Regions from separate parts of the Homo sapiens genome. Here region 1 is linked to region 2. A link is a loop called in an ENCODE intact Hi-C map of the cell type or tissue named here. Cell type or tissue: B cell. All regions are shown on one strand. Links, peaks and the distances in the headings refer to the core of each region. The heading gives the core; the rest is flanking DNA.

Region 1 (2,902 bases), core at 227-2,726, 45 kb before region 2:
TGTAGTCAGTGCACACATATCACACATACACTGGGGTTTTACAAAATAAGAGACAAAGCTCTGAGTCAAATGCAAAAGTTTAGATGCTCACTCCATGGTCCTTTCCTCCAGGGAAGTCCCCACTCCCTGAGCCACCCCAGGGGACTCCTGGGCTGGAAAGAACTGAGAAACCCCAGGCCTCTTGCTCCTCCAGAGTTGCAGGGGGACAAGGCAGAAACCCCAAAGGTCCCGAGACCCTGAGCTTGGACACTGCCCCTCTTTTCCTGCAGCCTCTTCCTGTGTCCCCAGCCCTGCACTCCCATCCCCTCCCCCAACTCTGCTGGCCCAGCCCTGGCCTCCCTCCCGCACTCATTTCCGGAGGATGCCCCAGCCTGTTGCAGACATGGGGGAAGTCCAGCCTAGTTGGGGATGTCACAAGGGGGTGGGGTTAGGGCTATTTCTTTTATTTTTTATTTTTTTATTTTTTTATTTTTTTTGAGATGGAGTCTCGCTCTGTCACCCAGGCTGGAGTGCAGTGGCACCATCTCGGCTCACTGCAACCTCTGCTTCCCGGGTTCAAGCAATTATCCTGCCTTAACCTCCCGAGTAGCTGGGATTACAGGCACACGCCGCCACGCCCGGCTAATTTTTTGTATTTTAGTAGAGATAGGGTTTCACCGTGTTGCCCAGGCTGGTATCGAACTCCTGAACTCAGGCAATCTGCCCACCTCAGCCTCCCAAAGTGCTAAGATTACAGGCATGAGCCACCGTGCCCAGTCAGGGCTGTCTTATGTCTAGTTCATACTCTAAATGTTCAGACTTGACATGCCCCAGCCTATCTCCAGCCACCCTCCTCCACCGCCCAGCCCGGCAGCCCACATCCTCACTGACACGGATATCAGGCAGGCTTCCTTCAAGACCGCTGTTTTTGCCCGTTCTCAACTAGAGCCCATAGCCTTGCTCAGACACACAGGCTTGGAAGGCCACTAACTCACTGCCAGACCTTGGGCAAGTCGCTCCACCTCCCTGATCCTGCCCTTCTGCATCTAAAAAGTGAAGTATTAAAGGAAAATGCATCTGTCTGCACGAAAGCAGAAACACAGCTCCTAGGTTCTGGTTCCAGCGGCTCACAGGCTGTGTGACTTTGGGCCAGTGTCCTAACCTCTCTGGGCTTCGGTTTCCTCACCTGTCAAAGAGGAATTAAGAGGACCCACCTCACAAGGCTGTTGCAGGATCAGATGAGTTCATTTCAAATAGTGTCTGCAGCCTGAGCAACTTAGTGGGACCCCATCTCTAACAAAATTTAAAATGTGGCATGAACCTGTAGTCCCAGCTACTTGGGAGGCTGAAGATGGCTTGAGCCTGAGAGCTGGAGGTTGCAGTGAGCTATGATTATGCCACTGTACTCCAGCCTGGGCAACAGAGTGAGACCCTGTCTTTTTTTTTTTTTTTTTTTTTTTTGTGACAGAGTCTCACTCTATCGCCCAGGCTGGAGTACAGTGGCATGAGAGATGAAACACACCCCAACCAGGTGTCTGCCTTGCAGCTGGGACTAGCTTCTCCCCATACTTCCTCCTGTCTTTACCCAAGGGGCCTTCAACTACCGTGCACCTCCCTTCTGAGCAGACACCAAGGACATCCTGTCTCCAGCCCAGACACACACTCTGAGCTTCCTCTATGTGCACCTCCCACAGCCCCCTGGAGATCTGCACCTTCTAACATCCAATGCCACATCTTCCCTCCAGATCTGCTTTCACCCTGTGCTCCCTGCCCAGAGATGGGCACCGAGCCAGGCCCGCCTGCCCAGCATAGTCCAGGCCTGGGGGGTAGACCTTCCCATCCTCTGCCTCCCCCTCCTCCCTTCCCTGGGTCCCCCAGACTCCAGACACCCTCATCTCGGAACCGGACTCTGTTTTGCTCCGTTCTCTCCACTCACCTCCCACCCTGCAGCCCTGGTCACTCTATTTTTTTTTTTTTTGAGACGGATTCTCGCTCTGTCACCCAGGCTGGAGTGCAGTGGCGCGATCTTGGCTCACTGCAAGCTCCGCCTCCCGGGTTCACACCATTCTCCTGCCTTAGCCTCCGGAGTAGCTGGGACTACAGGTGCCCACCACCACGCCTGGCTAATTTTTTGTATTTTTCCTAGAGACGGGGTGTCACCGTGTTAGCTAGGATGGTCTCGATCTCCTGACCTCGTGATCCACCCGCCTCAGCCTCCCAAAGTGCTGGGATTATAGGCATGAGCCACCACGCCTGGCTTAATTTTTATTTTTATTTTTTTGAGATGGAGTTTTGCTCTTGTTGCCCAGGCTGGACTGCAGTGGTGCGATCTCGGCTCACTGCAGTCTCCACCTCCCAGGTTCAACCAATTCTCTTGCCTCAGCCTCCCGAGTAGCTGGGATTACAGGAACCCTCCACCATGCCTGGCTAATTTTTGTATTTTTAGTAGAGAGGAGGTTTCACCATGTTGGCCAGGCTAGTCTCGAACTCCTGACCTCAAGTGATCTGCCTGCCTCGGCCTCCCAAAGTGTTGGGATTACAGGCATGAGCCACTGCACCTGGCCTTGTTGTTTTTTTGAGACAGGGTCACCCATGCTGGAATGCAGTGGTACCATCATAGCCCACTGCATCCTAGAACTGTGCTCAATCGATCCTCCCACTTCAGCCTCCCAAGTAGCTGGGGCCGAAAGCACGTGCCGCCAGGTCTGGTTTTGTTTGTTTGTTTTTGTAGAGATGGGGTCTCTATGTTGCCCAGGCTGGTCTCAAACTCCTGCCCTTAAGCAATCCTCCCACATTGGCTTCCCAAAGCATGGGAATTACAGGCATGAGCCACACTACACCGGCCCAACTTTTGTTTCAGTGGAGCCCCTTCTCTCCTCCACAGCTCCTCTTCACACTCACCCACCCCCTCAGCTGAGGGACA
Region 2 (2,902 bases), core at 301-2,800:
ACATGGCCCAGCTTACGGAGGCTCCTGAGCTTCCAGGGGCATAGACATTAAGAAATTGCACGCTGAGCCCGAGTGTGGTGGCTTGTGTCGGTAATCCTAGCACTTTGGGAAGCCATAGTGGGAGAATGGCTCAAGACCAGGAGTGCAAGACCAGCCTGGGCAACATACCAAGACCCTATCTCTACAAAAAAATAACAAAAATTAGCTGGGTGTGGTGGCATGCTCCTGTAGTCCCAGCTGCTTGGAAGGCTGAGGCGGGAGGATCACTTAAGTCCAAGAGTTCAAGGCTGTAGTGAGCTGCAATGGTGCCACTGCACTCCAGTCTGGGCAACAGAATGAGACCCCATCTCTTTAAGAAAGAAAAATTGTGGCCAGGTGTGGTGGCTCACACCTGTAATCCCAGCACTTTGGGAGGCTGAGGCAGGTGGATCACCTGAGGTCAAGAGTTCGAAACCAGCCTGGCCAGCATGGTGAAACTCCGTCTCTACTAAAATAAAAATTACCCGGGCATGATGGCAAACACCTGTCATCCTAGTTATTCAGGTGGGTGAGGCAAAAGAATTGCTTGAACCCGGGAGGCAGAGGTTGCAGTGAGCCGAGATCGCGCCACTGTACTCCAGCCTGGGCAACAAGAGCAAAACTCCGTCTCAAAAAAAAAAAAGAAAAAGAAAAAAGAAAAATTGCATGATTAGCTTCTAGTACCCCGAAAGCTTAGAGGGCAAGTAGAAGGAGGAGCTTGCTTTTTGGGGAAACTTTAATCAGCAGAGGTAGGCCTGGGGAGGCCTCCGCAGGACCGTATGAACCCTGAGCCCACTGTGGGAGCAGAGCAGCCCCCTCCTCACCCAAGGAAGCTTCTATCCTTGACTGTCCCCCTTGCTGACTGAGTGACCTGTGATCTGTCTCTAGTCATTTCTTGCTTTGAGCCTTGGGCTTCCCAGTTCCCACGTTTCCTTTATGGGAATGTTTATGGAGATCAAGCCAACCATGCCTGTTAAGGGTGGGTTATTTTTCTAGAGAGTTTGACCACCTGAGCTAACATCCTTGCACCCTCCCACCTGTCCATCTGTCTATTCTACTCATTCATCCATGTAGCAAACATTTATGTGGCATCTAATGTGTCCAGCCCTGTCTGAGGCTCTGAGGATACAGCAGTGACTCAAACAACATTCTTTTCTTTCATGAAACTTATGCCTTGGGGTGAAGAAGACACCCCAATGAAACAGATCAACTGGGACAAGAGGGTTGAAGGAACTACACAGGATCAGGAGACAGAATAATATGGTGGCCTCTTTGGTGGTAGTCTGAGAAGTCTTCTTGGAGGAGGTGACATTTGAGCTGAAATAAGAATGATAACACAGTCAGACATGTATGTGACTGTCTGGGGTGCAAACATGGTACAAGTGAGCTTGGTGAGTTGGAAGCCCAGCAAGCAGCAGTTGCTATGGATTAAGCTGGGGAGGCAGAGGTGGGGAGGCAGCAGGGCCAGAATGTAGAGGGCAGGAATGTGTGCAGAAATAAGGGGCTCAGGTAAGGCGGAACCTTGAACTTGGGGTCCACCTTGGGGTCTTTGGGGGGAGTGGTACCTCAACCGGCAGCATCTCTGGTCACTAACACCCTGTGGGACCTCTGCTCAGAGAGGCTCAGAGTGGAAGAGACAGGTCCGTCTGGAAGGGACAGCCAGGACCCGGTGCAGAGGCAGGCTGTGGTTATCTGCAAACAGCCCCCTTCCTTCCAGCATGTCACGTGCTCCCGCCTGAGCCTCTGGCCGCAGGAATCAGGTGACCCCAGGCAGCGGGCCAGGCTGCAGGGGCGGGTGAGTGAGTCAATGTATGCAAGTGTGTGTGTGTGTGTGTGTGTGTGTGTGTTTTCATCTCTGGGAGGCCCAGACATCTGGGGTCTGAATTAATTGCCTTTTTCACAACCATGGACAAGTCCTGTATTTCCAGCTAGATTGAAAGCAAAACAAAACAAACCTATGTGCATAGCTCTGATCTGCTGAGCAGTGCCAGGGTCCTTGGGGGTTCGGGGAAGCCGTGGGAACCAGTCCTTCTCACTCAGACCCCTGAAGAGGGGCAGGGATCCTCTACTCATGCCCCCTAACCCACCTCCCGTGTCAGTACAAAGCCCCATTCTCTCTCTTTCCCCCAATCTGGGGCTATTTTTAGCCACTAAGAAGGATTATCAGTTTGGTTCCCAGGTGGCAGGGGCCAAGCTGGGAGTGGGGCCAGGGAGGCTTCAAACAGCAGCCAGGCTTGGGGGCGGGTGGGGTGAGGGGAGAAGAGGCTGGTCACACTGGCCCTGCCACCCACGCGGTGGCTCTGCAGATGACCCTGAAGCTGCTGTCGTCCAGCCCAGCCCAAACACTTCAGCTGCAGCTTTAAGGGAAGGTGGCAGGGGCAAGGAAAGCTTCCAGCAGCCTTAGGCACCTCAGATGCTGGAAACCGTCCTAAGGGCTTGGAAGAACCATCTAGAAGCCTCCATAGGCCAGCACCCCTTCTTTCCAGACCACTCCCCATCCTGCCCCCACCTCCTGTCTAGCAGTAACTATCACAGTCTAAGCTGTTTTTTGGGGGGTTTTTTTCCGAAACAGGATCTGCTCCGTCACCCAGGCTGGAGTGCAGTGGTGTGATCACAGCTCACTGCAGCCTCAAACTCCTGGGCTCAACCAGTCCTCTCACCTCAGCCTCCTGAGTAGCCGGGATTACAGGTGTGTGTCACTATGCCCACCTAATTTTTAAATTTTTTTGTCTTGCTATGTTGCCCTGGCTGGTCTCGAACTCCTGACCTTAAGCAATCCTCCCACTTCGGCCTCTCAAAGTGCTGGGTGTGAGCCACTGCACTCGGTCCTCTAAATTTTACTAGGTGCTCACTCCACCTCAGGTGCCATTCCGAACCACTCCAT

What was found. A loop is a pair of places that touch in the nucleus more often than their neighbours do. Peaks named below come from ENCODE experiments on the same cell type or tissue, not always from the same donor. Only the 100,000 strongest peaks of a DNase experiment are listed, where the experiment ranks them.
Region 1: a loop joins it to region 2, with 4 times the contacts of the local background. A loop is called at or near these places in 28 of 110 quality-filtered maps.

What each region holds. Positions count from the first base shown.
Region 1 is chr19:8,193,806-8,196,707 of GRCh38, forward strand. No RefSeq gene overlaps it. Among named protein-coding and RNA genes, the nearest start is that of CERS4, 14 kb to the right of the region's middle. RefSeq lists enhancers at 431-550, 991-1,040, 1,415-2,268, 1,651-1,750, 2,269-2,902 and 1 more. In B cell, for the core only: no CTCF peak of the experiment used is centred there; DNase peaks (open chromatin) are centred at 276, 1,026 and 1,586; H3K4me3 peaks cover 1,733 bases; H3K27ac peaks cover 2,500 bases.
Region 2 is chr19:8,238,751-8,241,652 of GRCh38, forward strand. The region is part of intron 2 of CERS4 (ceramide synthase 4); the gene reads left to right. It overlaps LOC107985282 (a long non-coding RNA gene), which reads right to left and starts at 1,744. Exons shown (of 2, transcript XR_001753859.2): 1 at 1,584-1,744; 2 at 1,153-1,335. RefSeq lists a silencer at 1,766-1,815. In B cell, for the core only: no CTCF peak of the experiment used is centred there; a DNase peak (open chromatin) is centred at 1,771; H3K4me3 peaks cover 398 bases; H3K27ac peaks cover 1,536 bases.